Linked DNA regions of Homo sapiens: all the other regions are linked to region 4. A link is a loop called in an ENCODE intact Hi-C map of the cell type or tissue named here. Cell type or tissue: PC-9. All regions are shown on one strand.

Region 1 (8,000 bases), 170 kb before region 4:
ATCTCATCCCCCATCCAGTGACAGTGGGTGAGAGATGAGGAAGCAAATGGTGTCTTGTGCTGCATCATGCAAAGAACTGGTATGGGGAGAAAAATGAGGAGGAAGAACACAGAGACGGCACACCTGGAGCCAGCTGGGGAGGTTGAGCCAGATGGAGGGCAGGATGTTCCTGCCAAGAGAGAAGCCAGCATGGAGGTGTGGCTGGACCAAAGGGGCAAAGGAAGAAGTGACTGCAGGTGAGACAGAGGAGGAGGCCTCAGAGAGACCATAAAGGGTCTCGAGCCATGCTAAGGAGCTTGTTCCTGCTCAGAGCAGCAGGAGAGGATGATGATTCTAACAAGGGTGGCTTCTAGATTAGATGCAAGCCCAGGGTCTCCCCGTCCTCCCCTGCAGGAGTGTCTCCCAGGCTACTACTCTGGAAGAGTAAGCAGCAACTTTAGAGGAGTTGACCCAAGGCCCTTTTGGTGGGGCAGATGGCAACTTAGCAAGGGGTAAAGGTTTCAAAGGGCCAGGCAGGGCCCTGGAGGGCCTGAAAGGGCAGGTGCTTTGAAGAGGAAGCTCTGCAGATGCTGACCTTTTGGTCTCGGGCAGATTAAGGGCCTCACCTCAGTGGGGCCTGCCACTTGAGAGAGGTCGCCAGTACAGAAAGGTCAGCTTCAGAAGCCTCGAGATCACTGAGGACCAGTGACTAGGTGGGGAGTCTTGGAGCTTGGAGCTTGGAGGGAGAAAAGGGAAAGGCAGCCATGCTCATGGCAGGCACAGAAACTCAGCCATGCAGTGGGGCTCCTGAATAGGGGCCAGCCACGGGCTAAGGAACCTGATTCTGGATGTTAATAAAAATAACAGCTGCCCCTTGCATGGTGCTGAGGATAAGCCAGGCACTTTTCTTAGTAGTTTAAGTATCCTAACACATTGAATCCTCCCAACAACCCTAAGAGGTAGGTGCTATTATTATCCTCATGCTCAAGATGAAAAAAAGATGGCAAAGAAGCCTACGAAAAGATGCTCCACATCATATGACATGAGGGTAATGCAAATTAAAACAACAAGATACCACTGCACATCTATTAGAATGGCCAAACTCCAGAACGCTGACAATACCAAATACTGGAGAGGATGGGGAGTCACAGAAACTCTCATTCATTGCTGGTGGGAATGCAAAATGGTACAGCCACTTTGGAAGACAGTTTGGCGTTTTCTTACAACATGAAACATACCCTTACCATATGATCCAGCAATGGAGCTTCTTGGTATTTACCCAAAGAGCTGAAATCTGATGTCCACAAAAAATCCTGCGCATGGATGTTTAGAGCAGCTTTATTAATAATTGCAAAAAAATGAGAAGCCACCAAGATATCCTTCAGCAGATGAATGGATAAACTGTGGTACATCCTGACAATGGATACAGTTGACCCTTGGTAACCACAGGCTCCTCATCCATGGATTCAACCAACCATGAATTGAGGATATTTTTTTTCAGGGGGGCACCGGGGGAACAGAGTCTCACTCTGTTGCCAGGCTGAAGGACAGTAGTGCCATCTCAGCTCACTGCAACCTCCACCTCTCAGGTTCAAGTGATTCTCCTGCCTCAGCCTCCCAAGTAGCTGGAATTACAGGCGCCCGCTACCATGCCCAGTTAATTTTTTTTGTATTTTTAGTAGAGACAGGGTTTCACCATGTTGGCCAGGCTGGTCTCGAACTCCTGACCTCAGGTGATCTGCCCACCTCAGTCTCCCAGAGTGCTGGGATTACAGGCATGAGCCACCACACTCAGCCCGGATGGAGGATATTTTAAAAATAAATAAATAAATAAATAACAACAGAGCAACAAAAAATAACACAAAAAAAAACCCAATGCAGTATAACAACTATTTACCTAGCATTTACACTGTATTAGGTATTAAAGGTAATCTAGAGATAATTTAAAGAATATGGGAGGATGTGCATAGGCTATATGCAAACACTACACCATTTTATATCAGTGACTTGAGGATTCTCAGATTTTGGTACCCATGGGGGTCTGGGAACCAATCCCCCATGGTTACTAAGGGACAGCTGTGTTAATTCAGCACTAAAACTAAACAAGCTATCAAGCAATGAAAAGACATGGCGGAAAGTTAAATGCGTATTAAAGAAGGGAAATAAGCCAATCTGAAAAGGCTACATTCCGTATGATTCCAACTAAACGACATTATGGAAAAGGCAAAACTATGGGGATCAGTAAAAAGACAGAGGACTTTTAGGGTGGTGAAAATACTCTAATGATACTATAATGATGAATACATGTCATTACACATTTGTCCAAAACCATTCAATATACCCCACCAAGAGTGAACCCTAATGTAAACTCTGGAGTCTGGGTGATGATGCCCTGTCAATGTAGATTCATCAGTTGTAACAAATGGGCCACTCTGACAGGGATGGTGAGAATGAGGAGGCTGTGCCTGTGTGGGGGCAGGGAGCGTATGGGAAATCTCTGTACCTTACTCTCAATTTTGCTATGAATTTAAAATCCTCTAAAATTAGTCTCTTAAACAAACAAAGCAGAGGCACAAAGAGGCAAGTAATTCTCATGACCATGTCCCTGGGAGTGGCAGGATCAGGGTCAAAGGCCAGGTCTCCATAAGCTCACATCCTAGAATCCAAAATTCTTTGAGCTAGGAGGGATCTTAGAGGTCAACTGGCCCAATTCTCTTAGCTTACAGAAAGGGAAACTGAGACCCAGAGACAGCAAGTGATTGGCTTACGGGTACTTAAGCACTTAGTTGGTTAGCTGCAACATAGAATTGAGAGCCCAAAGAATAACTTGGTGAGGATGGTTGGGTAGACCATAAGACTTGAAAAGGGGGAGAGACCCAAATGTCTCTGCCTCCCTCTGCTGTCTTTCTAGGCATCCCCTGCCCACTGCCTTCATCTCCACCCCAAGCCCTATCTCCCTCCTGGGCCCGCAGTGCCCATGTGACATCACTCAGCACTCTGGCCTCTCAGCTCCTTGCCCTAAATTCCAGTGACCTGCACCTCCATGCCACAATGGGTCTTCACACATCACCAGGGTCTGGACTCTCGGTACTTATGCCCCTCTTCTGGCTCTGTCCACAGCCTCCCAACAACCCTCCAGTTCCTTACCGCAGCCCCTCAATGTGCACACGGGTTACCTGCCTGCCTATCCCTCTCCAACACAGACTTCGTGGACCACCCAACTCTTCACACCCCTACTGTTGTCTTCCATCTGGCAGGGCCCCCAGCACTGGACCAAGGCCTCCCTCCACCTTCTCCATCCTGCTCCTCAGTCCCCAGGCCTGCTGAGGGCCACAAGTAGACCGAGGCCACCAGGTAGAATGGGGCTACTTTGAGCTCAAGGTCTCCCACCACCAGAGGGCGTCACTTCCACCCTGAGCTCCTGACTCTGAGCCAATTACGCAGGACGTGAGTTCTCAACGCTGGCGACACACTGAAGCCACCTGGAGAGCTTGGACAGGCTCCAACACCAGGGTCGTCCAGTGTGGTTGCTCTGGGGATGGCCTGGGCATCAGGATTTTCAAAGCTCCCCAGATGCTCCATCCATACAAGGGATTACCACTCAGCAGTAGAAAGAAACAAACCACCGCCACATGCCACAGCATGATGTGCCTCAAACACTGCGCTAAGTGAAAGAAGCCAGACGCAAAAGACTGCGTGTTCTTTAATTCCATTTATATGAAATTTCCAGAAAAGGTAAAACTATTCCTGGGGCTGGGGGGTGGAACTGACTACAAATGGGCACATGGGAATTTTTAGAGTGATGAAGAGTGTTCTAAAACTGGATTGTGGCGATGGTTGCACAAACACATACTTTTTTTTTTTTGAGACAGGGTCTCACTGTCTCCCAAGTTAAAATGTGCAGTAGGGCAATCATAGCTCACTGCAGCCTTGAACTCCTGGGCTCAAGCCTCTCAGGTAGCTGGGACTATAGGTGTGCACCATCATGCCCAGTTAATTTTTGTATTTTTTTTTGTAGAGACAGGGCTTTGTCATGTTCTCCAGGCTGGTCTCAAACTTCTGGGCTCAAGCAATCCTTCCACTTTGGCTTCCCAAAGTGATGGAATTACAGGTGTGAGCCACCACACCTGGCCAACATAAAAAATTTATAAAAAATAATTGAACTGTACATTAACAACGGATGAACTGTATGGTATGTAAATTATATCTCAATAAGGCTATTAAAAGTGAAGAAAAGGAAATGGAAGAAAATCCAAAAATGTACATTTTATTTTGTATTAAAATCAAAATTTCCCTGGTGATTCTAGCGAGCAGCCAGAGTTGAGAACACAATGCAGGAAGCCTCACCACTCACCCCCAGGCTGTGTCATTGATCTCTGGTCCTCCACAGCACAGGGCCCATCACAGACCATGGCACATAGGAGGCCACACTGATTTTTTGAGTGAATGGGCCTGCATTTTCAGTTTGCCCCATGAATCACTGGAGAAGCAAATGGCTATTTAGTGAGCACCTACTACACAGAGATCTTTCATTTCTGTTTTCTCACTTAACCATCTCATCTTCAGTACCTGCAAGGTAGGATAAATAGCCCCATTTTACACAAGGGAAAAGTGGATCTCTATGAGGCCTAGGATCTCACAGCCATCACTTAGCAAGGATGGGCTCAGAGATCAGCCCACCTGGTACCAAATCCTTCCTTCTTTTGTCTCATTTACATCTTTCATCCAGAGGGGGCATGGCAGAGCAAGCTGAAACTTTCCAGTAGCCAATTCTCTCCATGGAACCCTGGTCCCAGCAGCAGCTCTAGATCTGATACATCCTAGGGTCAGCATGGGAAAGTGAATTGCCTGGGGTCACGCAGCCATGCTTGGCCAAAGTGGGCCTAGAGATCAGTACCTCAGACCCAAGTCCTGAGCAGCCTCTGGGTTACCATGGGCTTACCTTGAAACTCAGAGGTTGGAGGTGCTCACAGGAGCAGCTGGTCCCCAGGTGGGATGGCCCTCAGCCTTCTACCCGCTTCCATAGTCCTAATGCCACAGTAATAAGCTCCGTGGGAGTAAAGCCCCTCCACCACCCCCTCCGACTTCAGGATTTCTTTCACTTGACATTCCTTCCAGTGCACCAGTCCGGAACAGAAGTGCTTGACGTTGCTGATCGACCAGTTTCATAAAAGGAATCCAGTTTCCTTTGCACTCATGAAAAGCTGTTAGCCCCTGGCGAGTTTCCAGGGCCTGCACTCCAGCGATGCAGCCCAGACATTGAGAGAGGGATGCCAAAGCCCTTGGGCACAGAGAGGAGTCAGCTGGGCTGAGAGATTTAAATCAAGAGAGGTCCTTGCCAGCAATACCAGCAAGCAGCATCCTGTCCTCGGGAAAAAAGGTTTCCCACTGAGATGCCCTGAAACCCTGGCTGAGGGCCCCGACACGGCTGTGCAAGGGGAAAGATGTGCTACCCAACAGTCAAGACCTGAGATTACCCAGTGAGGACCATGTAGCGAGGACACACAGCAACAGCCTGAGGGTACAGCTTCCAGCCCTGCCTGGGCTCTTTACCAGCATGCGCCCTGGGGCAAGAGACCTCCCACCCTCTGCAAACCTCAGTTTCCCCATCTGTAAAATGGGAACCATCACTCCTCCTTACAGGGTGGCTGTCTGTGAGAGTTTTTGGGAATCTATAAGGCACACAACCAATGTCAGGGCTCACAATTTACCCCCTTTAGAACCAGTCTGGTGGGAATTTCAAACCTCTTAGGCTATATGCAGGTAGTTCCTATGCAATTCCAGGAAGCTAGAGAAGAAAAGAAGGAGAAATGGGAAGTCTGAACTGAGGGGTTCAGGACCCCAAAATTTAGTCCTGACTTTTCTGTGAACAATCTTTCATGACTTCAGAGGTGCCTTGAAACCTTGAACTTTGTCCCCTTCCCTCTCTGGGCCTTAGTTTCCCCTTCTACAAAATGAGGAGGGTAGGAGATATGTCTCTAAGGGTCCTTCAGGCTCTGACAGCCAAAGATGCTATTAGAAAAAAGCAGGTCTGGCCGGGCCCGGTGGCTCATGCCACTTTGGGAGCACTTTGGGAAGCTGAGGTGAGCAGATCAAGAGGTCAAGAGATCGAGACCATCCTAGCCAATATGGTGAAACCCCGTCTCTACTAAAAATACATAAATTAGCTGGGTGTGGTGGCACGTGCCTGTAGTCCCAGCTACTCGGGAGGCTGAGGCAGGAGAATTGCTTGAACCCAGGAGGCAGAGGTTGCAATGAGCCGAGATTGCGCCAGTGCACTCCAGCCTGGTGACAGAGTGAGACTTCGTCTAAAAAAAAAAAAAAAAAAAGAAAAAGAAAAGAAAAAGGAAAAAGCAAGTCTCTCTAAATCCTAGTAGAGTCCAGTGTTAATGGGGCCATGGGATGGGTCCTTCTTATCCTCCACCATCCACTTGTTTCACTCTCATTTTAGAACATTTCTCGCTTCTCTATGAAGGCGGCCTTTCAGCAAAAGCCTCTTCAGCGTTTGGCAATGAGTCACTCCCGCTGGAGGTCAAGTTCCCTTTGTGCCTCCTCCTAGGGGCTGAGAAACAGAGAGGTGGGAAGATGACGAGCAGTCTTGCCTGGGAAAAGCTTGCCTTGTTTGGATACCCACAGACAGTGGGGCCAAACACTTCCACTTTTCACGCACCTCCAAAAACAACCCTCTCTGTGTATGAACTTTACAGTTTACGAAGCTCTTTCAGATCCATTACTCATTGGATTTTGGCAGAAGCCCTGCAGGGAGGCATGCAAGAAGTTATTGTCCCCATTTTACAGGGGAGGAATCGAAGCTCAGAGAAGCAAGGTAACGTCTCCAAGGTCACACAGCCAATGTATGAAGTGGTCTCTCCTTCCCATGGAAGAGACAGGGGGCAAGAACCTCAGAAGGTAAGTGCAGAGCTGCAGTGGAAACCAGGTCTGCTGATTACCAGCCCTGTTCTACTCCCAACTTTCTTGCCACCCTGCCCGGCCTTTCCCCATTCCCAGGCTGGCAAGAGGCTGTGTGTCTGCCCCCACCGCTCCGGCTGAGGTCTGTCTAGACCCCTGACTCACACATGGAAATCCTCCACACGGCTAAAGTTTGTTTCTCTTGGGCTGCTAAGAACACTTGGTTTGTCTTGTGTTTTTGGAGGCTCCAAGTATCAAAAGCACACATGGGAATAGAAAGGAGAGGAGGAGGCACAAAGCAAATGGGAAAAAAGACAGGAGGCCATTTTGTACTCATCTGAGTGAGGCTAATGTTTCAAATATTTGTTAATATCCACTGTTAGTAAGGATATGTGAAAATGGGAATTTTCAAATGCTGTTGGTGGGACTAGAAATTAGAACTGCCTTTTTGGAAGTCAGTCCTTCTCAAATTTTTAAATGGCCCAGCAAATCCACTTCTAGAAGTCTACTGCCAAGACGCACACCTAGCCATGAGAGTATGGTTGTCCCATTGAAAAGTGGTCAACGTTCAGAGGGGCTGGCTCGGTAAGTTACGATATACCCATCTGACAGAACACCAGGTCCCTTTAAACCATGAGGTTAATCAAGACCTCTAAGATCTGTTGTAAAGTGAAAAAAGAAACATACATGATATGAAGTCATTTGGCTTTAAAACAAATACATTGAAAAAGTTCTAGGCAGATGAACCCCTAAGTGAAAGCAGGAGTTAACTTTCAGAGAGAAAGCATGATTCAGGTGGCTTAGGACAAAGCAACACTTTTACATTTTTTACTACCCATATTTTGGCTTTTTTTTCCCCCACAACAAAACACATACACAAAACAAAAAAATTGCCTACCATATATTAAGGTGTGTTTGTAAGTCACTTAGAACAAACAAAACTCTGTACCCCATCCAAGGTGACATTGGCATCTTCGGTCCAAGCCAGCCCTTCCCCAAAACTCTCCTCACAGATGAACACACCCCCTGGTAGAACTTTGTGATCTTAGATGGTCACGACAGCATCAGTAACAAAGACAAGCCCACAGGGCCACTGAGGGAATAAGCCACAC
Region 2 (8,000 bases), 630 kb before region 4:
GAAGAGTATATAGTATCTCTCTGTGTTCTTTCTTACAGTTGCACCTGAATCTACCATTATCTCAAAATTCAAAGTTTAAAATTAAGAAAAGATTCCTCTATTTTATTTTATATTTTATTTTTTGAGACAGAGTCTTGCTGTCACGCAGGCTGGAGTGCAGTGGCACGATTGTGGCTCACTGTAACCTTCGCCTCCCAGGTTCAAGCAGTTCTCCTGCTTCAGCCTCCCAAGTAGCTGGGACTACAGGTGTATGCCACCATGCCCAGCTAATTTTTGTATTTTTAGTAGAGACGGGGTTTCACCATGTTGACCAGGCTGGTCTTGAACTCCTGACCTCAGGTGATCTGCCTGCCTCAGCCTCCCAAAGTGCTGGGATTGCAGGTGTGAGCCACCGTGCCCAGCTTTCATTTTAAATTTTTATTTTATTTATTTATTTCACTCTGTTGGCCAGGCCGGAGTGCAATGGCGTGATCTTGGCTCACTGCAACTTCTGCCTCCTGGGTTCAAGAGATTCTTGTGCCTCAGCCTCCTGAGTAGCTAGGATTATAGGTACCCGCCACCACACCCGACTAATTTTTGTATTTTTAGTAGAGATGAGGTTTTACCATTTGGCCAGGCTGGTCTCAAACTCCCGACCTCAGGTGATCCGCCCACCTTGTCCTCCCAAAGTGCTGGGATTACAGGCATGAGCCATCGCGCCTGGTCACAATTTTAATTTTTAATTCAGCAAATACGAATAAATAAAACCACATCAAAAAATAAAAATAAAAAAGATCTGCAGACTCTTTAGTAATTTTTTTTTTTTTTTGAGACAGGGTCTCACTCTGTTGCCCAGGCTGGAGAGTAGCAGCACAATCATAGCTCATAGCTCACCGCAGCCTTGACGGCCCAGGCTCAAGCGATCCTCCCACCTCAGCCTTCTTAGTAGCTGGGACTACAGGTCCATGCCACCACAACCAGCTAATTTCTAAATTTTTTTGTAGAGATGGGGTCTCCCTATGTTGCCCAGGCTGGTCTTAAACTCTGGGCCTCAAACAGTCTCCCACCTCGGCCTCCCAAAGTGCTAGGATTACAGGTGTGAGCCACTGCACTTGGCCTCCTTAGTAATTTTTAAGAATTTGAAGATGAAAACATTTGGGACTCCATGCTGAATGCTGTATACACATACCCCAGCTGTGTGGTGTGTACCTGGCTATATGATGGCACGACTGTATGGTACACACCTCAGCTGTATGGTACATACCCCCGACTGTATGATGCACACCCCAGCTCTGTGGTACACACCCTGCTGTGTGGCCCATACCCGGGCTATATGGCCCAGTGGCCAAGTGAATGGACTCTAGGGTCAGATTTTAAGTTTGAATATGGCTCTGCCTGTTATTTTTGGTATATCCATGTGGAGGTTATTTAACCTTTTTGTGCCTGTTTTCTTCAGTTGTAAAGTGGGCTTCCTAGCAGAACCCATCTGGGAGGGAAAGTGAAGATTAAATGTGATCGTTAATATAAAGCATAGTACACAATCAGTATTCAGTGAATATCAGTTACAATTAAGGAAAGCAACCTGGGCTAAGGGCTAGGACATCTGGGTACTTGCAGGCTGGGACATCTGGGTACTTGTCCTGGCTTTGTCCTTAACTCTCAGTGTGACCTTGGTGAGCCCCTTCCCTGCCTGGGCCACCATTTCATTTTCCGTGTGTGACCAAGCTACCATCCAGTGGTTCTCTCTATTCTGATGTCCTGAGTCAGCGCAGAACCAGGGAAGATGTCATCAAGGTGACTTGCACCTGGATTGGGGACTTTTCTGCTTCCGTCCACGTTTCCTGGAAATGCAAGCTCCCTGAGCTCCTGGATCTGACCTAGGAGAAAGGTGCCTCCTTGCCCGTGAGGCTGCCAAGGCGGAGTCACTTCTTTAGGCCGTGCCCTGCAGGTGGCATCGGTTGAGAACCCGGAGCAGTTGGGTGATAGGGAGGAGTCTGGTGTTTGCAGCGGGGCTTCCTCCTTGGTTTTCCTTCCCTCTGCTCCCCAGGCAGCCCATTTGCTTGGTGTCTGTGATGGGTGTTTTAGAGTCAGGCTCTCTGAGCTCAGCTCCTGGTGCTCACACTCTGTGTGGCTTGGGCTCCTCATGTAACCTTGGAGCCGCAGTGGCCCCCGTCTGTAAAAACAGGATTGTTAAGATGCTCCTGGGGCTATCTGGAGGATTCAGGGAGCTAAACCCGTGGGGTGCCAGCACAGGGCCAGGTCTACACTCACCCAGCGATGGCTGTTCTGTGACTCAGAACCCTTTGGAGTTTTTCTGCCTCAGCCTATTTGGGCAGGTAGGTTCCTCTGGATGAGGAATGCCTTTTGTCCCCAGCTAGTCCCCTGCCTGACCTAGGGCACAGGCAGTGAGGGAAAGTGCATTTTTTTTTTTTTTTTGAGACGGAGTCTCGCTGTGTCGCCCAAGCTGGAGTGCAGTTGCGCAATCTCTGCTCACTGCAACCTCCACCTCACGGGTTCAAGCAGTTCTCTGCCTCAGCCTCCCGAGTAGCTGGGACTACAGGTGCCCGCTACCATGCCCAGCTAATTTTTGTATTTTTAGTAGAGACAGAGTTTCACCATGTTGGCCAGGGTGGTCTTGAACTCCTGACCTCATGATCCACCCACCTCGGCCTCCCAAAGTGCTGGGATTATAGGCGGGAGCCACCGTGCCCGGCAGGAAAGTGCATTCTTTAAGAGCCTTTACGAGAGTTAATTTACCTTGCCCTCTGTCAAACTGTTGGAGGTAGATTGGTTCCTTGTTCTGTATTTACCTAGCAAGTGGCTCCCAGTGTTTACCTACCCTAACTTCCTTATAGAAACAGGCATTTATTGAATGCATATTTTCTCCACACTGTATGCTGTTCTAGGGCGTTCTCTGTGTGCTGAGGAAAGGTTAAGGTGTGGCAGAATTTTATTAAGGCCAAGAAAACCGTCAGGGCTTCTGGTTGAAAGTTGCACCAAGGCTGTGGAACTCAGGTGAAACAGCAGAATGTCTTTAGTCTAAAAGGAAAGTTCTATTGAGAAGGCAAATGGAAGCCATGACCAAAAAGGTGACTCCTGAGGGACATGCTCTCCTCACACACAGTGGCCATCCCAGCAAAGCCGCCCTTCCCTCCAGCACCTGCCTCTGTCCTAGGCACGGTGCCCTCTGACAGGCTGCTGCCCTGAGGCTGGCCCAGCCTATTTGTGGCTACACCCTTCCCCTGACTCCCTGTTCTCCCCAGCTCATCACCATGGGCTTTTTTTTTTTTTTTTTTTTTTTTTTTTTTTGAGACGGAGTCTTGCTCTGTCACCCAGGCTGGAGTGCAATGGCATGCTCTTGGCTCACTGCAACCTCCACCTCCCAGGTTCAAGTAATTGTCCTGCCTTAGCCTCCCGAGTAGCTGGGATTACAGACACACACCAACACGCCGGGCTAATTTTTGTATTTTTAGTAGAGGCGGGGTTTCACCATGTTGGCCAGGCTGGTGTCAAACTCCTGACCTCGTGATCTGCCCGCCACGGCCTCCCAAAGTGCTGGGATTACAGGCGTGAGCCACCGCGCCTGGCCTGGGCTTCTTTTTTTTTTTTTCCAATCCTGAAGGATCCAAAACCTGAGGGGAGAGGAAGGGACTTTAGAAAAATCTCAGCTCCACTCCTCTCTTTCCTTACCCCTGACTCAGATCAGCAGTTCCCAGAGTGTCCCACAGGACACAGTACAGAAATGGGGTTCTGTGGGCACGTGTTGTCCACCCTCATTCATTAATTGATTTAGAATCAATAAAGGGTTTTTTGGTTTATTTTTTGTTTTGTCACCCAGGCTGGAGTGCAGTGACACGACCTCAGCTCAGTGCAGCCTCAACCTCCTGGGTTCAAGCAATCCTCCCACTTCAGCCTCCTGAGTAGCTGGGACTGCAGGCACACACCACACACCCGGCTAATTTTTATATGTTTTGTAGAAACGGGATTTCGCCATGTTGCCTAGGCTGGTGTCAAACTCCTGGGCTAAAATGATCCTCCTGCCTTGGCCTCCCAAAGTGCTGGGATTACAGGCATGGGCTACCATGCCTGGCCAGAATTAATAAAGTTCTGAGTCGAATAAGTTTGGGAAACACTGGGTTTGGAACTCAGCTAAGTTGATTTACTGGGACCCTCTAAGAAGGCATTAAGGCAGGGTAGTGTTTCTCCCAAACGAGGCTATCCATGGGACCCATTTCTGCATGTTGAACTCAGCTGGGAGCCCGAGGAGAGTTGTACATGCCTGAGCTCCCTTCAGACTCCCACAGACTTTGTGCTATGGGGCAGGAGGGAGAGAGGAGTGCTGAGGCTGCCGGGCTGCATGGAACCCCAGATAGAGGGAACCCGATAGCACGGTCGGCAGGCTAGGGGAAGTCAAGGAGTCCCTGAAGAGAAAGGGGTCACCAGTTGCTGACCCAGCCTGTAGTAGCCCCTAGGCACAGCGATACTGTCTTAGGGCTGAAAGTTAGGATCTTCCAGATTACTCAGATTCCCTTTGCCCGATGGCTCTGAGTGGCAGTTTTCTAAATGTCCACTGGGTGGCGCTGGCTCCCCAGGAGGCGGCAAAATGAGGCGCCCCTTCCCTTTCCAGCAGGAATTGGCCTTTTTCTTTACTTGAAAATTACAGAATTCCATGCAGATTTTACAGCCTCTGTAGGTAAGCTTTCACAAGGTGTTTTTCTGCACTTGTCCCCCCTCCTTGCCCCGATCGCTCTGCCCCTCTCTTGGGGGGGTTTCTGCTTCTGTTTATGCCCTGGTGGGCCACACCACACTCCCACAAGATGAACATTATACAAAAGAAAACTCAGTGGAAGGTTCCTTCTTTAAACAGAAAGCACTCTCTTCATCTGCCAAATGAAGTGAGAAGGGTAGGAAAATTAGATTTTATTGAAAAAATATATTTAAAACTGATGTTTTTTCAGTTCTGTCTTAGGGCTAGTTAGCAGTGTTATGAGACACAAACAGGAAGGAGTGAGGTGGAAAGGTATGGAAGGTACTGGGCATGGCAGCTGAAGCTTGCAACCCCAGCACTGTGGGAGGCCAGGGTGGGACAACTGCTTGAGGTCAGGAGTTTGAGAACAGCCCGGGCAACATAGCAAGACCCCATCTCCACAGCAAATTAAAAAAAAAAAAAAATTAGCCACATGTGGTGGCACGTGCTTGTGGTCCCAGCTACTTGGGAGACTGAGGCAGGAGGATTGCTTGACCCCAGGAGTTTGAGACCAGTCTGGGCAACATAGCAAGACCCCGTCTCTACCACAAAAGAAAAGAAAAAGATGGAAGGGGAAAAGAGAAGAGTTAAAAATAAAGCAGAGGAAGAGCAGTGAGAAAGGTGAAGGAAGGGAGGAAAGGAAGGAAACGGTGGGAGGGAGGGAGGAAGGAAAGGGAGAGAGGGAGGGAAGGAAAGGGAGGAAGGAAAGGGAGGAAAGGGAGGGAGGGAGGAAGGAAGGGAGGGAGGGAAGGAGACAGGAAGGGAGGTAGGTTGGTTGGTCCGTCGGTCCGTCGGTCCTAGACCAATCAGAGTTTGCATTTCATTTCAGCAACTTCCCTGGGAGAGGGAAAGATTTGTGCCCATGTGATCAAGTGTGAGCAACTCACTAAGCCCTAACTTATTTCTGAGTCACCATTCAGAGACATTGATTTTTTCGACTTTTGATTTCCAACTTCAAAACAAAACAAAGGGACTCAAGAAAACTTTTGAAGGTGATGTGTATGTTTATTACTCTTGTGCTGATGGTAGCAGTAGTGTATACTTAAGTCCCAACTCACCAAATTACATTATGTGCAGTTTTTAGTATATCAATTACACCTTACTGAAGCTGGAAAGAAATGATAATAAAAAGTTTTTGAGTTCTTATAATTTGACAGCAAACTGAGATTTTACTCTTATAACTTGTGATCCACTGATTCCTTCAGCAAGCATTTGCTGACATTTACCAATTTCCTGAGTCTTGTTGATGAATACTAGAGAAGGATGTTGAAGAGCACTAAATAGGTAACCTCAAGCAGTGACGTTATATCTGAAAAAAGTGACTGAGGTTCACTTTTAAGTAGGCAGCGTGCTTTGAGGCCTGAAAGGGCTCGGGTTGAATGGGCCCTGCCAGCCATGGATCCTTATGTAGAGGCTGGGCAAAAAAATGCTCCATTTTCCCCCTTTCGCCAAGAATTGAAATAGCCCCTTTTCCTGCTCGTTTGGCCGAGTAGAAGGGAAAGCCTTTGAGGCTATTCATGTTTTCACTGCCTGGTTTTCTGGGTCAGGATTAGGTCATGACCGTTTCATGTTTGTTCATTTGGCCTTGGGCCCCTGGGGCAGGTAGGGTCTGGCCAGGGGAAAGGTTCTTTTCCAGATTCTTTTTTTTTTTTGAGATGGAGTCTCGCTCTGTGGCCCAGGCTGGAGTGCAGTGGCATGATCTCAGCTCACTGCAACCTCCGCCTCCCAGGTTCAAGTGATTCTCCTGCCTCAGCCTTCTGAGTAGCTGGGATCACAGGTGCCCGCCACCACACCCGGCTAATTTTTATATTTTTAGTAGAGACGGGGTTTCACCATGTTGGTCAGGCTAGTCTCAAACTCCTGACCTCAGGTGATCTGCCCGCCTCGGCCTCCCAAAGTGCAGGCATGAGCCACCACGCCCAGCCCTTTTCCAGATTCCTGTAGCCAGCAAAGACCAGCACCAAACGTTTGTTGGGCTAATGGATGGGTGGATGCAAATGAATGTTTGCATTTGAATGAAATGACTGAGAACAAATCTTTGCCTGCTTTCAAGTTGCTGAGCGTCCCTCTACTGCCTAAGATGAGGGGTTTTTCTACTTGTATGTTATTCCTTGCCTGTCATAACAACAGTGTTTTTGGACAATGGTGAAAAGGAGCTCCCTCTTTGATTTTTGTAGATGGCAGTTGAATTCCTGCATGAACTGAATGTTCCATTTTTCAAAGTTGGATCTGGAGACACTAATAATTTTCCTTATCTGGAAAAGACAGCCAAAAAAGGTAAGTGTCTAATTTTTGACTTAAAATCGAAGGGAGTCCAAACCTTCATATTTTTACTCCCCTCATGGTGGCCCACTTTCAGCAGATTTCATGAAGACAAATTTTAGCCTCTTTTCATTTTTTTAAATAGAGATAGGGTCTCGCTGTGTTGGCCAGGTTGGTCTTGAACTCCTGGCCTAAAGCAATCCTCCCATCTCGACCTCCCAAAGTGCTAGGATTACAGGCATGAGCCACTGTGCCCTGCCAGAAACCTCTTTTCAATCAGCCTGTACTTCCATTTTTTGTAAGCTAATTTGAAAGAAAATGAATTAAGAATATGACAGTTTTTATAAGACATTTAGAAATTCTTTTTAAGAATTTTTTTTTTTTTTTAATAGAGACAAGGTCTGTCTATGTTGCCCAGGTTGGTCTTGAACTCCTGGATTCAAGTGATCCTCCTACTTCAGCCTCCCAAAGTGTTGGGATTACAGGTGTGAGCCACTGCACCTGTCCTAGAAAATTTTTTAACTAAAATTTATAAGAAATTAAGGATATGACAGTATATATAAAACCTAGCTGGGTATGGTGGTGCATTACTGTGGCCCCAGCTACTCGGGAGGCTGAGGTAGGAGGATTGCTTGAGTTTGAGACCGCAGTGGGACATGATCGTGTAAAGTGGTTTTACAACATGAACAATTTCATTTGATCCTCATAACACTCCTAGGACTGAAACAGGTCATGATTATGATGCTTGATACTTATTTCACAGGGGAGGCCTCTGAGACTCAGAGACGGACAGTACTCTGCCCAGGCACAGCTAGAAGTGGCAGCTCCACACCTCACATTCATTCACACTCTTGAATCAGCACTCATTCTACTGTACTGCCATGGTATACAACCTATTAATCAGATAAGATACTCATTTTCCTCTTGGCAGTGTGAAATTCCTCTGCCTCTTTAATTCAGTTCCTTTTGCTCAAGAACACTGTCGGGGGGCAGAGGGGAGCCCACCTTTCCT
Region 3 (8,000 bases), 130 kb before region 4:
CATGCAAAGCTTTAAACTCCAATGGCCGTAATCAGAGATCTGCTTCTAGTAAAGGAGTCCTGGGCATCATAACAGCAGCTACTGGATTACAGTTTATAAAAGCGCTTTCCCTTGGAGAAAAAACAACTGCATAAAACATAGAAGGCAGGTTTGCTATTCCCATTTTACATAACAGGAAAGTGAGGCTAAGGGAGAGAAAATCAGACCATGGCACATGCTGCAAAGTGCTGGAGGGTGAGCCACGGAGCCCAGTGTCGCTGTTACTGTGAGACTTTGGCAAGGCCCCTACCCCATCTGGTCTCTGTTTTTCAGCCTGTACAACAGGGAGACTGGACCTAATGCCTGCTAAGCCTCTACGACCTCTGCCATTCCATGAATCTACCTCAAATTCCACAAGCCACAGCTAAGCAACAAGCAATCTTTTGATTTCTCAGACAGCCTACAGTTTAATAAAATAATCATTTGAGAAAATCATGTCAGATCACAAAATTTCTGTTCCTATGAAACAAAATGGCATTGACTGACCGTTTAGAATGATGCCAGAATTCAGTAAATAGCAAAAGGCCTGATTTGGGGGTTCTCACTGATTTGTTTTTTAAATGTCAAAACCAGGCATGCTTTCGAGTTTTCAGAAATCAAGTCCTAAACGTATTGGGACTCCATTGCCAATACCTCTACACACATAGAGTCAACATCCTCCCATCTGAAAGTCCTCCTTGCCTCCACTCCCTCACATGAACTTCTCCAAGGAGACAGCCCCATGACACAAGCCGAAATGTTCCTTCCCAGGAAGGTCCTCGTGGGGAGTGCCAAGGTGGGCCACAAGGCAGGGTGGGCTGTCGAGGGGCGGCTGGGGACAGCGCTGGGAGAAATGCATCTACAATTTAATAATCTGCCACGGCTGCCTTTTAAAGGACAAGCTCTGTGGGATGCAGTTCTTGAGGAAATAGTGTTTGCGTTTTCCTACGAGCAGCCCTTTATCCCTTTAGGAATCTGACTTTATTTTCATCAGCAAGATGATTTCTGTCTGCAAGCTGAAGCTGCGATAATCTCACTCCCAAGCAGGAAGGAGTGTGGTCCTGGTCTCTGAGGATGTCTAACTCCCTCTTGCTAGCATCTCTTGGACCTTTCCCATGCTCTGTCTCCATCTTCCCCACCCAGCTCCAAATTCTCCTGGTTTTTCCCAGGCCCCATGCTTTCAGGACAAACCAGGCTGGTGGGAGATCTGCAGGACTGCCCCAAAAACTGCAAACACAAGCCACCCTTAGGTCTCTGAGGACAGGATTCTGGGTGGGACTGAAAAAAACTGCAAAGGAAACTTATCAGTTAGAAAACCAGGGGGCGGGGGTTCCTGAGATGGGAGATGCGGGCTGAGGCTGAGCCCAAGGCTGTGTTAGGGCTCCCTCTGTGTCCGTTTAACAAGAGGCTGCAGCTGGAGAGTCCTTGGGTGACTTTAGGTCTGGCACACTCTGATGACGTGCCCTTGGTTGTTAGGGGACCAACCCAAGGCCTAGAAGGCAGGCACCTGGCTCTCCGTCAGCAAATACGCCCTGAGCACTGCTCTGGCATCACTGCCAGGCCTGTACCAGGCCGAGGGGCAGGGTGAATGAGACACAATTCTAACCTCAGGCAGCTGCAGGCCGGGGGTGGGCAGACATAGCAAACACCCTGGGAGGGATGTGCAGGTCAGGTCAGGAAGCACAGGGGAGGCCATGGGGGGCTTTGCAAAGAAGGGACACCCAAGCTGCACCAGGAAGAATGAGCATAGTCCTGCCAGCAGCCTGTACTGAGGCTGGCAGCATGAAGGGGCAGGAGGTGGGCTGGGAAAACGGCAAGGTGATGGTGCACTCCATGGACTGTGCCCCACCATGGACTGTGAGCTTCATCCTAGCGGCACTGGGATACTTGCCCTGGCAGCATCCCCCTGTGACCGCCTCCATGTCCTCTTTCCCACACGGGCAGCATCAGTTGGAGTTTTTTGGACCAGCAGCATTTGTTAAAGAGCCCAGGTGTCTGGGGGATGAACAGGCCTTAGAGAGCTCCTGGCCTGGCAAGTCTCCAGGGGCCAACAGCATCACAGTCACCTGAGCCACTGGTACTGAAATGGCTGTGGTTTTGATCAGCGGGGAATACAGTCCTAGAGGGATCTGATAAATCCCCTAACCTAGACCTGCTCAGAGTGGAGCCCTAGAATTTGCACTGTTACCAAGAACCCCCGTAAGTGACTCTTCCCATATAGTTGGAGAGCCACTGACCTGGTCTATGCCTACTCTGTGTATTAAATTTCCCCAACAGCAGGCCTGGCTGAAACTGGACTTCTCAGGGAACCTTGGCCCACAGGGAACTCATGACTTCACAGCCAGGCAGCGTGCTCCATGCTGGAAGCTTCCAGAGGCAGGGCTTGCTTGCAGGAGGTGGAAACGCTGCTCCCTGATAACTTTGGCCGTGGCTCCTGCTTCTCCCCACTTGCACCAGAGACCAGCAAAATCTATCAAAGACAGCCATGCAATGCTGGAGGCCTGGACTCCTCCCTCCTCCCCAGTGCCCCATGTGCTCTCCAGGCTGAACACCCTCAGCTCTCCAATGTCTAGACCTTGACCCTTCCCTGATGCTTTCCTGGGTCATGCCCTAGTGGGTTCCTCCCAGCATGAGGCCCAGATCAGAGCCCTGCACCCTGAGCAGGCTCTGACAGTTTGGAGAGGGACAGAACCAATCTCACCTGCATGTCAGACCCTGGACTCTATGAAGGTCCTTGCATATAGAGGGAGAAACAGGTTCCCAGTGGCTAAGTGACTCACATCACGACTAAAACAATATTAGCCTCTCTATGCAGCAGCTATGAATCAAGAGGCCCAGCAAAAGGCAAAAGTTAAATTTAACCCGTTTCAGCACCAGGGTGAATTTTCACCCCTCTGGTGTGTGAATCCCTATTTTTGTGACACAAGGAAACAGAAACAACTGATTACGCATTCCTGGCTGTCTCTGTCCAGCAAGCATTGCTCCTCCAAAAAGGGCCGCCAGAGCTCCTTTTCAATTACACAAATTCCATGCAGTTTTCCATTTGTGAAGCTCTGTTTTGAAGCCCAGTCTTGAGTAAGTTAAGAGATTTATCAAATCCCTTGGGCACCTGTAGACCCACCCATCCACCCCTTCACCATCTCTGGAAACAAGCTTAGCCTCCCTGTGTTGGGGTTGGGGTGGCTTGGGAGGTCCACAGAGTCTGGCTTATAATAAATGGGTCTAGGTTTCCTGAGAGTGAGAAGGAGGCAGGAATCCAGGCTCCCAGGCTACTCCCAGATCAAGATCCTGATCTTTGTTCTTATATCTTCCTTGCCTGGCTGCACAAGCCTGGGAGAAATCCACTCTCTTGGGCTCATCTACCATTCTGCCTCCCAGGTCCTCAGAGAAGTCCAAACTGTTGAGTACCCTCCAGTTCCAAGCCCCCCCAGCATGCCCCATCCACGTCCAGTTGCAGCCGTTGATCCAGCCCCAGTGTCTAGTAGTGAATGCTAGGGCAGTATTGTCTGGGTGTGAGCATCTTCCCCCACAAGGAGCCTGGGAAAATGCAGAGCGATTCTGTGGAGGTGGAGGCTGAGATTCTGCATGGTCCACCGCCCTCCCTGCCCTACAGTCAGGGCCACACTGTGAGAGGCTCCGCCATGCAGCATCTCAGGCCCCTCCGTCCACCTATCCTCTGCACTTAGCACATTTCAGTACTCAGTGAGGACCTACTGTGAGCCCAGACCCTGCGCCAGACACTGGGAACCAGGAGATGAAGGAAGGGGTGGGGAAGGGCTGCCCCCAAGAAGCTCACAATCTGATATGGAAGACTGGCATATAGAACAAATTATTTTTCACAACACTTATTATTTTTTTTAATAGAGGCAGGGTATCGCTTTTTCGCCCAGGCAGGAGTGCAGTGGCATGATCATAGCTCACTACAGCCTTGAATTCCTAGGCTTGAGCAATCCACCCACTTCAGCCTCTCAAGTTCCTGGGACCACAGGAGTGTGCCACCACACCCGGCTAAATTTTATAATTTTTTGTAGAGATGAGGTCTCACTATGTTCCCCAGGCTGGCCTCAAACCCCTGGCTTAAAGCCATCCTCCTGCCTTGGCCTCCCAAAGCACTGGAATTACAGGCATGAGCAACCATGCCCAGCCCATTTTTTAAATTTTATTTTTGTTAATTGAGGTAAAATATACATATAAAATTTACCATCTTTACCAATTTTAAGTGTACAATTCATTGACATGAAATTTATTTAATAAGAGAATACTGTACACAATATAGAAGGATGTAGAACAGTGTTTCTCAACCTTCGTTTCACTGTTAGTCTCCTAAGAAGTCTTTCTGGCTGTTTTTTCCTACTCTTGCCCCCTGGTGAAATTGTAATACCACAGGCATGCATAGATCTGTTTGTGTACTACATCTATATCTATGCTTTATACATTAAAAAAGTAAGATTTTTTTTGCCTCGCCACAAGAACCAATGTTTACTCCCTTGGAGAAGATATCACCCCCTATTGGGAATGCAGGGTGTAGCGGAGGAAGAAATAATTAATTTACTTTTTGAGCGGGGAATGGGCGGCACTGAAGGAAAGGGGGAAAAGAAGGAGATCAGGGAAGGCATCACAGAGGAAGTGGTATCCGGGGTTTTGAAGGATGAGCAGGAGTTCTGCAAAACAGGGCAGGGCCTCAGCATCAAGTGCCCCTTGCTGGGCAACTGGAGTTCCTGCCTTCCTCCAGACATTAGTCACTATAGTATCCAGTCTCCAAGCTAGCACCCAGTGAGCTTACCTCCCACTACACCTTGGTACTATTCCTCTCTAAATAAGAGCTAATTTGTGTGATCCACAGATTTCAGCAGAACTTATAGTATGCAATTTCCAAAGCTAAGTCCCAAAAGACTTTGTCACCTCTGCCTTGGTCTTTTCGTGACTCACTTTGGGGGATGCCAGCTGCCTTGTCATGAGGACACTCAGGCAGCCCTATGGAGACCTCCACATGGAGAGGAGCCACACTGGAAGCAGATCCTTCGGCCCTAATCAAGCCTTCAGATGATGCCAGCCCCCAGCCTTCAAATCCTCCAGCTGGGCCCCAAACACCATGGAGCAAACACAAGCCATTCAGTGTGTCTGAATTCCTGAACCAGAGAAATAATGAAATAATACATAATATTGCTGTTTTAAGACACTAAATTTGGGGGGATTTGTTACCCAGTGGTAAATAACTAACACAGTCCCCATCTTGTAACCCAGTTCTATGTCTTATCATCTCCTCTAGGTTGGAGGGCTGTCCTGCTCATGGAGAGGCCAGGTAGCTGTGGTCTGCAAGCTGGGAGTTTCCAACGTTGTGCTTGTTCCTGCAGCTCCTCAGGGAATTCTGAGGGACAGGTGGTTCCAAGTGACACTGAGAATCAGTGGAATCAGCTGGATTCCTCTCTGGGCAGGGGATTTCCCTGGGACCTCAGCCTCTCATGCCTGGACAAAGCGTCCATCTTCAGATCCTTCCATCCCTTCCCACCTCCCTCCATCCCTCTGATCATTGAGCAGATTTCTAATGAAGACTGTGAAATGATAGGCACAGGGAAAAAGAAAAGTCCAGGTTCTGTCCTTAAGAAGCTCACAGCCCAGCTGGAGAGACAAACATTTATAAACACCACCACCCCCCCCCAAATCTGCAAAACCCTAAGAGAGAGACAGGCAGAGTGGAGTGGGACACTGGGCTGTGCACAAGCTCTGCTAGAATTAAACAAGGGGAAGTGATAGGCTTTCTAGGGCCCTACTTTAGCAGCCCCCTAGGAGCAGGCAGGAAAGGCTTCCTGAAGGAGGCAGCATTTAAGCTGGGTCTTAAAGAATGGGCAGCACTTGATACACTGGGTATAGGAAGAATGGGATGTTTTGGGTGGTAGGAACAGTGTAAGAAAAGGTGGGAATGCAAGAAAGACCAGGAATGACAAGTAATCAGGGGACTCAACTTGGGGAGTGGGAGGAGACAGGGCAGGACTAACCACAAAGAACACTTAGTTAGCACTAACTGTGTGCCAGACACAGCTCTAATCCTTTTTCAGTCTTTCCATCCACACAACAAACCAATGAAAGCAGTCCTATTACTACCTTGATTATGCAGATGATGAAACTGAGGCTCAGGGAGGCAGCACATGGCTCTAACTAATAGAGAATGTGCTCCTCAATGTTCAGGAAAGCAAGCTCAAGCCCAGAGAATCTAAGTGACTGGTCCAAGGTCTCCACAGCTGTCCTGGGCACCCTGAGGGCATGAGGCCAGGCTCCCACGGCACACTGAGCCATGCTGGCTTTCAGGTGTGTGGTTAGGTTTGTGGTTAGGTTTGCACCAGAGCACATGGCTGCTTTTCTGGTCTCCTCTTCCTGTTGCATCCACCCACAATCAGTGTGGCCTGCTCCGGCCACAAGGAATGACTCAGCACTCCCCAAGCCCACATACTTTCCCACCTCCCGCTTTTGCACGCCCAGTTTCCTCTGCAGCGGCGCTCTCCCCCATGTCTCCAGCTGTCCAACGCCCTCTCCTCCTTCAGCAGCCAGCTTCATGCACCTACCATAGCACCTGCCCTGGGGCTTCCTTGACCCGGGGCTAAGTGAGGGGCCCTCGCCCGGGCCCCACCTCTCTTTCATCACACCTGCCATAGCTTGTGCCCACCACCCCTCGTGGCTGCAAGCTTGGGCTCCACCCCAGCACCCCATGCATGCAGCACCAGACACAGAGGAAGTCCTCAGCCAGTGCAAGTGGAATGAAACAGATCCTCTATGTGGTCAGGCTCCTGCTCACCCTGTCACTCACTCTCTTCACCCTGGCTCCCCACCCATCATGCTCCAGCCCCATTTCCCTGTTTTCTGTTCCACGAATACACCAGGTCCTTTCCTATCACAAGCTGCCTTCCTCCGTTTACTATTCCATTCACTGACATGGAATGCGCTTCACCCAGTGGTCTCCTTCTCACCCTTTGGGTCTCAGCTTGAATGTCACCTCCTCCAAGAGACCTTTTCTGACTACCCCAAGGCAGTCACTATATATCTCATCACCCTGTTTCCTTCTGTCATCGCCAAGTTTCCTTACTACAGTCTTATCTTAAGGGCCAGACTGCTTGAGTTAAAATCCTGGCCCTACTACTTACTAGCTGTGAGTCCTTGTGCAAGTTAGATAGCTTTTCTGTGCCTCAGTTCCATTATCTATAAAATGGGGATAAGGTACCTAAAGCATAGAGTGGATTTAAAAATTAAAAGAGTTCACGCAGAAAAATACTAAGAACAGTGTCTAGCACATGGCAGACCCTCCATATACAACCTTAATAATATTATTATTTAATTACTTACTTGCTTCTTGCCTGTCTTCCTCCTAGAATGTAAGCTCCAGAATAATGTGAACCATACCTATCCTGTTCAGCATTGTATCCCCAGTGTGCCTACCAAAATCCAGGCACAGAGTAAGTTGCCTAAAATATTTGTTGGATGGATGGATGGATGGATGGATGGATGGATGGATGGATGGATGGATAGGTGAATGGGTGGGTGGATGTATGGATGGATGGATGTATGGGTGGATGGATGGATGGATGGACAGACGGATGGAAAGATGGATGGATAGGTGGATGGATGGATGGACAGATGGATGGATGGATAGGTGAATGTGTGGATGGATGGATAGCTGAACGGGTGGATGGGTGGATGCATGGATGGATGGATGGATGGATGGATGGTTAGGCGAATGGATGGGTGAACATATGGATGGATGGATAGGTGAATGGATGGATGGATGGATGGATGGATGGAGCAAAAAAGTAAACATGTGTATGGGCCACCACTCACCCCTGGTGGTCATATAGTTCTACACTCTTCTTTCCCATCCCAAATAACAGCTAACACTGGAAAGTCTCACCTACAATAGACTGTATATATGTTGGTGGAGCATTCAATGATGTATAAAATCTGCCAGGGCAAAGAGTGAATAATTGGCAAGGAGA
Region 4 (8,000 bases):
TGGTCTTTCTGACAGTTGTACCCCTAGACTGGGCTCCTTGGCTCCCTGAACTTTCTCTAAGTTTATTATTGAATGATTTAAGATAGTAACACATGAGAAAACATATAGGTCCAACAATAGGGGAATGATTAAATACGTATGGTTCACCCACAGGATAGAATAGTATACAGCCACCAAAAATCATCTTTACAAGGAGGATTTGAGGACATGGGGAAAAACCCATGATACAATGTTAACTGAAGGAAAAAAACATAAAAGAGCACATGGAGTATGATCTCAAGTACATAAAATAGTAAAAAATGACAACTGGAAGGGAATGATGCTAATTATTAGATGTTATTATTTTTGTGTAGATGGATTATGGGCAATTATTTTTCTTTATGCTTCTCTGTAATTTTCAGCTTTTCCACAATGAACATTAATCAAATTGAAAAAAAATATCTTTAACTCATTCCTTGGCTATTATTTTATTTTATTAGTGTGGCTAGAATAAGAAACAATCACATGGAGAACATTTCTGAAGACAGGAAGATCACTTGAGCCCAGGAGTTCAAGGCTGCAGTGAGCTATGATGTACCACTGCAGTCTGGCTTGAGCAAGAGAATGAGACCCCCAACTCTTTCAAAAAAAAAAAAAAAAGTCATTGTCTCTCAGATTTTTTAGATCAAACATTAAGTAATATGGTACATTTACCTTTTTACCTTGACTGCCAGGAAGCTCAGAGCTAAAATATAATACTCAATGCAATAAATTTTAGCCCAGGTTCTTGGTATAGTAACTTCTATGCTTCTACATAGTTTCTGATGCTTTCTTTTATCTGTATTTTCAGTTGTCTTGCTTGTTCAAATCCTCATTGGAATATATAAACGAGTATTTGCTGAAGCCATTTGGTGTTACACCAGAGAAGCAGAGGTTCTGATAGACAGGTATTCTGTTAGGCTGTTTCATTTTTACCAACACATGGCATTGAGTGAGGTTTTGAAAATCTACCACTATTCTACTTACAGAAGAGAGTCAATCTGGTTGTAGGAGGCTCCTTTATTGAGACAGATTGTCCCCAGGGACCAGATTAACCCATTCCTTGCTAAATCTCCATCTCTCTGCAGATCATATGGATAAAGGTCCATACTGGTGCCCATAGTCACTGGCCATTGAGGCCACTGATTGACAGCAAATGTCAGCAAATCCAGCCAAAATCTGTTCACCACATCCACCCTGTGTTAAAGTCTACAAACAATGTGACACAGCCTGCAAATAATTAGGCAGTGTCCACAAAGACAGCCAATCTGAATAAACTAGACCCTAAACACTCTAACACTAGCCACAAACATTCTTTAGATCGCTCTAGATTTTGCTGCAAATTACCTAGACTGATCCTTCCTTCACTCTGGCTCAGGGAGAAAGCACCTCTACTTTAAAGATAAGGCCACTTGTGAATTCACAGGAAATAAAAATGAAGGAAGGGAGCTGGGCACGGTGGCTCATGCCTGTAATCCCAGCACTTTGGGAGGCAGAGGTGGGCAGATCACCTGAGGTCGGGAGTTCAAGACCAGCCCGACCAACATGGAGAAACCCCATCTCTACTAAAAATACAAAATTAGCTGGGCATGGTGGCACATGCCTGTAATCCCAGCTACACGGGAGGCTGAGGCAGGAGAATCACTTGACCCTGGGAGGTGGAGGTTGCGGTGAGCCAAGATCACGCCAATGCACTCCAGCCTGGGCAACAAGAGCAAAACTCTATCTCAAAAAAACAAAAACAAAACAAAACAAAAAAAACAAAAAAAAAAAAAAAAAGAAGGAGGAGGAGGAGGGGAGGCAGCAGGACACATTTATTTAGTGCTTACAGCATGCCAGAGCACTGGCCGCTGAGCCTGCCAGCTCAGGGCATCTTCTACCCTGGCCTGTTATCTTCCTTAAGCTGTGTGTCACCTGCAGAGTACACATAATATTCCCACCTAGGCTTAGAGAGATTAAATACCCAGCTCAAGGTCATCCAGGGTGGAAAGTAACCAGTTTCTCACTAAAACCCAGGCCCCACCTACCCCAAAGCCCTGGCTCTGGGCCCCTTCAAAAGGCTAGAGACACTTCTCTGTTTGCACGAAGCTAAAATTATCTTCTGTCTTCCTTCCCACTGTTTTCTAAATATTCCCACGAATTGAAGAGTCTTCTGACTGTCTCATCCTCTTGACTTTGGGTCCTTTCACTCAGAAAGTCATCAAGACACACTCGAAAAATAAAATGTAAAGGCTTCAACCCACACCCTGAAACGAAGCACCCATCTCTTTGCTGCCACAAACAGGCCAGTATGAAATCTCTTTCAGGGAAGCTTTCTAAAGGGAAGAAACTGATGATGAAAACATTATGCAGCTGACAATACTTGGTGATGATGCAAGCAGGGCTGCCCTATCTAAAAATGTGTTTGTCCCCAAAAGACCGGCTTTGCAGTGACCCCTCCAGAAGAATATGTGCAGTAGCAACAGAGAAACTGTCAAGAAGATATGCCTCCGTGTAACTGCATTGCTGTCTCCATTTATGTGTGCCAGACAAGTACCCCCACAGAACTTGAGATGCTCAGGCAAAGACGAGGGCGATAGGAATGTCATTCGGAAATGATTTCACACCGGGTTAGCCCTGCACAGCCAGCCAGCTTGCATCCTCTGGGGCAGAGGACGCCTCTCCGCCTGCAGCAGCCTGCGCGTACCGCTGCCAACTGCCACCGGTTCCTTCACCTTTTATTTACAGCGCAGAGCAAGCTGGTTCACCGGTGAAGCGGGGGAGGCAGGGAATAAGATACAATCTAGATTCTGCTCTTTCTCTGGGGACATAAAGAGGGTCCGACCAAGGAGGAGGGGAAGCCCAGATTGCACCACCAGAGCAGTAGCGCGACCCTCCTCCCAAAAGGGTTCTGCACCTGGACTCCAGCAGAAGCGCCCGGAGAGTCCCAGGAAGCCAGGATCAAGCCCAGCGCCTCGGCCCCGTTCCGCGCGATGGAAGAGGCGCCAACCGAGCGTACTGCACAGGAAATCACTGCCCCCTTCAGGCCGCGTCTCAGACGCTGCGGTCGGAGCACAGGGGCTCGCTCGGTCCGGAAAAACTCGCAAACCCGACCTTGCGCGGCCAGCGATCGCTCCTCCAGACCCGCTCCGCGCGCTCCAGCCCCGGCCTGGCGGTGAAGGTCCGCTCTGGGGCTTCAGGCAGAACCCAAACCGAGGGCGTGGGGAGGGGTCTTGGGATGGAAAGCCCTTGGCTCTCTGGCTCCGCTCCGGACTGCTCTCCAAGTCTGTGCTCCGGCTGCTAGGTCGGATGCTTCAAGCCTGAGCCGTGAGAAACTGCCTGCAGCCGCCCGGCCAACAGCAGCGGCGCGGCCGGACACCACTGCACGTCCGGGACGAGAACTGCCAGGGCACTTTCTGAGCAACTAACCCGAGGCAGGGGTCTCCTGAAATCGCTCTGGCCACAGGCAGCGCCGGGCACGTCCAGGCAGAAGCGCTGCAGAGCCGGTGGCCCCACACTTGCCCGCGCGGAGCGGGCTCAGAGCTGCTGGCGCGCACCAGGCGCCCAGCCACGCTGCACGCTCAAGCCCCTTGGGTTCCGGAGCCTTCCGGACCTCAAAGCGCGGCTCGGCTTCCCTGGGGGCCTGTGAGCAGGCCCGCGGCCCCTCCGGCCCTGGGTGGCCCAGTTTGCAGTCAATGCGCCTGTTCCTCCCACTCGGTACCTCGCAGCCCCATGAGCGGGACCTGGACAGGGACAATCAATGTAGGCCTTTGGGGGTCCAGCCCCCACCTTCTCCACTCCTTTTTCTCTGGTCAAAAGAGACCCCAGTCTTCTATCCCACCCCCACCCCTCCCCACACACACATACACACATAAGACCAGAGGAGGGGGTGCTTGGCAAATGTTACCAGCTGTGCCAGCCAAGCCCAGCAGGACCGCGGGGGTGAACACTGGGCACCAGCCCTCTCTGCCCTCGGCAGGCGCGGGCCGGTCAATCGGGGATCTGACCAAAGGCCGGAGGTTGCCTGTGTCCAAACCACCCACCCCAATGCCCCCCGAAGCCCCGACGGCAGGGGCAGCCGGACACTCACCTCCGTGTCATAGAGCCGCAGGTCGAGGAAGTAGGGGCGCAGGAGTGACTCGTTGCGGATCTGCTCGATGGCCAGTTCCACGGCGGGGAGCACACCGCGCCCGATGCTGCCCTTGGCCACCTCCTTGGTGAGCGGCATGAGGCCCATGATGGAGAGCGGCGGGCTGCTGGGCGGCGGCCGGGGGGCGCCCCGCGCCCAGCCCCAGGCCCCGGGCGCCAGAGGCAGCAGCAGCGGCAGCAGCAGTAGCAGTAGCAGGCGCGCGGGCGGCGGTGGCGGCGGCGGCGGCGGCCCGGGCTGCCCGGAGCTCCGCGGGGAAGCCATGCCGCGCCGCGGGCTGCGGGCGCCGGCTCACTCGGCCCGCATGGCCTGGCCCGGCCCGCCGCCCCGCGCCAAGGTCTTCCCGCGGCGCCCGCGCAATGGCGCCGGCCCGGGCCCCGGCTCCGTCTCGGGCTAGGGTTCCGGCTCGGCTCAGAACGGCCGCGGCGGCGGCGGCGGCAGCGGCGGCGCCCGTGACGGATCAATCACGCCGGGAAGGGGTGGGAGCGAGCGGAGTGCGGGAGGCGGGGAGCAAGCGAGCAAACGCGGAGAGGGGGGCCGGCGTCTCCGCGCGCGCCTCTCTCCAGCGCGGCCGCCCCGCACCGGGCCGCCTCCGCCCGCCCCCGTGCGCGCTCTGAACCGCTCTCCCGCCGGGAGCTGCTAGGCGGCAGCCCCTGGAGCTCGGCCGGGGGAGGGCGGACGGCAGGAAACGCGGGAGGCGAAGGCGAGGCTGCTCAGGGGCGGCTCGGGCCGCCTCCAGGGACGGGGACGAGCCGTGCGCGCCGGGGGAGGGGGAGGCGCTGGCGCTGCGGCGGCCGCGGGGAGGGCCACCTTCCCAGCACACGCACACACGCGCCCCCGGCCCTCCGCTGCGCCAGCTGCCGCTGCCCGCCGACCGCTGACCTCCAGGCACCAGAGCGCCCGGGGACAGCGATCTGGGAACCGGGACCGCGCGCTGGCACACGCAGTGGCCGCCGCCGCTCCGCCGAGCGCTGCCTGTAGCACCTGCACGGTGGTTTGGAACCGCTTCTCGGAGGTCTGGCCGGGAAGGTCTGGGCAGGAGAATGTTCCACGAAGGCGTCCCAGAGGCATCTGCAGCCTACGCTCTCCCGTTCTTTTCTGGCGCCCACGAGCCCCTGACCGAGTCCCGGGGGTCGCTGAAGACGCCCACGGGTGCTCGAACGCCCGTTGGTGCCAGGCTGCCCGGCCTTTAGGGCCTTGGCTGAGGACACCCCTTTCCTCCCCACCAGACGGAGCGACCGCCCTTTGCCAACCCCAAGCAAAGCTGGGGTCCCAACCTTACGTGCGCTACCGCCCCCTCCAGGCATTTGACCTCCCCGCGTCCCCATTCTTGATGGGCCCCGCCCTAGAAGTCTCCCGGGGTGGGAGCACTATCCTCAGGCCAGGGCGGGGCCGCGCGCCCCTGGACTTGGCCCTCTCTCTGCCAGGTCGCACTGGCCAATCTTAGCCAAAGCAGTCCCGAGCCAGATGTACCCGAGTGAGCTGACCTAAGACCTTGGGTTCCTTGTGCCTCTGCATACTTCAAGAATAGGAAACGTGATCATTAATCTATAAAGTCCCAGGGGCTGATTAATGCGAGGAACACAGTAGGACATCAAATCACAAAACATACTTGAGCCTGAACCAGGGACTGTGGAAGATATCGACGACCTTGTAACAAGAATGGAAGTTTGACCTTCGCTGAGTACTTACTGTGTGCCTTATGATGTAATCCCCACAACTGCCCTGTAAGCATACTGTGTTACTCACCCTTACTTTACAGGCGAATACACTGGTGCTCAGAGAGGTTCTGTAGCTAGTGGAAGCACACAGAGCTACTGAAGGACCGGAACCCAGAGCCAGCAGGAACTCCGTGCACAGTGCAGTGGGAGCCAGGGATGTGGGACTGCAAGTTTCCTCTCCAGGAGGAGCACTGCCCTGACTCAGTTGCTCTGGACATCGATTCCCTCCGGCATATGGTGAGGGATTTGGACCGGATGATGATGATGATGGCCACACACCAGCTCTACTGGAGTGAGGCAAGGGCAGCTCTGAATCCAGGCTGAGTTGTTAGGAAGCACAAAGATGTGAGTGGAGGCTGAGCAGAACTACTAGAGAGTACCTTGGACAGCGCCAGGGAAACCAGGCCAAATTCTCTCTGCCCTAACTTCTCTTTCCAGGCTTCTATAGACTCCACCTCTCCCGGCTCCACTTGGCATTTCCTTTTCCCCAAGCTGGAGGGTTTGCATGAACAGAACTCACCTGAGCATCTCCTCCAGGAAGGGAGGAAGGAAGGGAGGGAGGGAAAGAAATGGTCCAAAGGACAGTGTAATCCCCAGATACTCGCTCAACTGCTGTCTCACTTGACATCACAAATATCCTCCAGTCATAGTCTTCTGGCACCTGCCATTCCTCAAACCCTTAGCTCAGGTTTCTGAATGAACATTTTCACTTGGTTTTTTTCTTTTTTCTAATTCTTTCCTTTAGTCATTTGTGTCCTCCTTGCAAGCTGTGCCAATATAGAGTGTCCACTGACACCTACATCTGGGAATAAGTTGAAAGCTGGGTAACTTTGCCTGACATTTACTAAGGGGTTGAAGGCCCTACCTGGCATCCTGCCCTACAGCCCCTCTGTCTTCTTTTATGGTGGGGTGACCTGGCCCCAAGACGCATGACCTGGGATCTGCCCTGACCCAGGGGGCACCAATCTCACTCTCCATCAGCATGGCTCCAGGCCAATCTCTGATCTCACAGCCCACTCCTAATGCCTGGGCATCCCTCTGGTTCCAAGATCTTACTCTGGCCTGGTATTACAGTTTGGGTAACTGCATCCCTGATGTGCTTCCTGAGTCTGAGTTCCTGCCTCAGTCACCAGCCTAGAATGCATGTTCCTCCAGAGCTGGGGTCCAGCGTCTTGCTTTATAATAATCATTCATTCCTTTGACCAGTGTTTTGAAGGGCATGCTACCTGCTAGGCACTGTCCTAGGAGCTGATGATATAGGAAGGAAAAAACCAGAACAAAATCCCTGCCCTTGTAGAATTGACATTCTAGTGGAGAAAGAGAAACAATAAATAGGAAGAAGAAGATATGTTAGTATGCCCATTTATGAAAAGTGCTATGGTGAACAAAAAAGCAGGAAAGAGGATTGAGACTGGCAGAGTGGGGCTGCAATTTGAAATAGGGAGGTCAGGGAAAGACACACTAAGGTGACTCCTCAGCAAAGACATAAAGAAGGTAAGTAAGAGAGACAGGCGAATAGTGTTCCATGCAGAGGAACAGCAAGGGCAGAGGCTCCGAGACAGGAGTGTGCCTGGCATGTTCAAGGAACAATGTGGAAGCCAATGTGGTAGAGCAGAGTGGGCAAAGGGAAAGCAATCAGATCCAAGGTCAAAGGCAGGTAGGACTGTATGGGGCCTCAGCACTGGGAGGGCACATGAAACAGCAACCGTGGGAGGCTACTGGGTGGAGCAGTGACATGATCTGATGTATTTTAAGAGGATCACTCTGGCTGTAGAGTGAAGAACCGTTAGCAGGGGAAAAGAGCGTGAGCAGGAATACCTGTTAGGAGTCTCTACTACAATAAGCACATTTGGTGGCCAGGCCAGGGTATAAGCAGAAGAGAGGATGAGAATTGGCTAATCATTGTGCTTCTTATTAATTGGAATAAAATGCATTGGCCAAGTCCCAGAATGTGGAAAACACTTGATTCCCTTGAACTCATCTACCTTTTAAGAGATGTAATAGAGACTTAGAAAGCAACGTGCTCAGGTTGCACCTCCAGGAAGTAATGAAACATCCGTGTTAGCCCAGGTCTGTATGGCTTAAATTATTATCTTGTTTGCATAATCCTGTTTCCTTAGCAATCTTTTCTCACA

Evidence for each region. A loop is a pair of places that touch in the nucleus more often than their neighbours do. Peaks named below come from ENCODE experiments on the same cell type or tissue, not always from the same donor. Only the 100,000 strongest peaks of a DNase experiment are listed, where the experiment ranks them.
Region 1: a loop joins it to region 4, with 4 times the contacts of the local background. A loop is called at or near these places in 6 of 110 quality-filtered maps.
Region 2: it touches region 4 in a loop (5-fold over the local background); 2 of 110 quality-filtered maps call a loop at or near these places.
Region 3: it touches region 4 in a loop (7-fold over the local background); 3 of 110 quality-filtered maps call a loop at or near these places.

What each region holds. Positions count from the first base shown.
Region 1 is chr9:98,533,625-98,541,624 of GRCh38, forward strand. The region is part of intron 3 of GABBR2 (gamma-aminobutyric acid type B receptor subunit 2); the gene reads right to left. Among named protein-coding and RNA genes, the nearest start is that of GABBR2, 170 kb to the right of the region's middle. In PC-9, CTCF peaks have their summits at 3,370 (motif pointing right) and 4,781; a DNase peak (open chromatin) is centred at 5,197.
Region 2 is chr9:98,070,015-98,078,014 of GRCh38, forward strand. It overlaps NANS (N-acetylneuraminate synthase), which reads left to right. Exons shown (of 6, transcript NM_018946.4): 3 at 6,904-7,003. It also overlaps a transcript of TRIM14 not described here. Among named protein-coding and RNA genes, the nearest start is that of NANS, 17 kb to the left of the region's middle. RefSeq lists enhancers at 1,658-2,158, 4,619-5,425. In PC-9, CTCF peaks have their summits at 4,575 (motif pointing right) and 4,777; DNase peaks (open chromatin) are centred at 2,317, 2,827 and 4,587; H3K27ac peaks cover 4,236 bases.
Region 3 is chr9:98,569,420-98,577,419 of GRCh38, forward strand. All of the region lies in intron 2 of GABBR2 (gamma-aminobutyric acid type B receptor subunit 2), which reads right to left. Among named protein-coding and RNA genes, the nearest start is that of GABBR2, 140 kb to the right of the region's middle. RefSeq lists an enhancer at 6,457-6,516. In PC-9, CTCF peaks have their summits at 4,543 and 4,749; a DNase peak (open chromatin) is centred at 6,362; H3K27ac peaks cover 1,935 bases.
Region 4 is chr9:98,704,330-98,712,329 of GRCh38, forward strand. It overlaps GABBR2 (gamma-aminobutyric acid type B receptor subunit 2), which reads right to left and starts at 4,606. Exons shown (of 19, transcript NM_005458.8): 1 at 4,088-4,606. The coding sequence starts at 4,408. RefSeq lists enhancers at 2,232-2,803, 3,375-3,945, 5,698-5,992. In PC-9, CTCF peaks have their summits at 3,002 (motif pointing left) and 3,202; DNase peaks (open chromatin) are centred at 2,662 and 3,002; H3K4me3 peaks cover 2,986 bases; H3K27ac peaks cover 1,356 bases; H3K27me3 peaks cover 2,236 bases.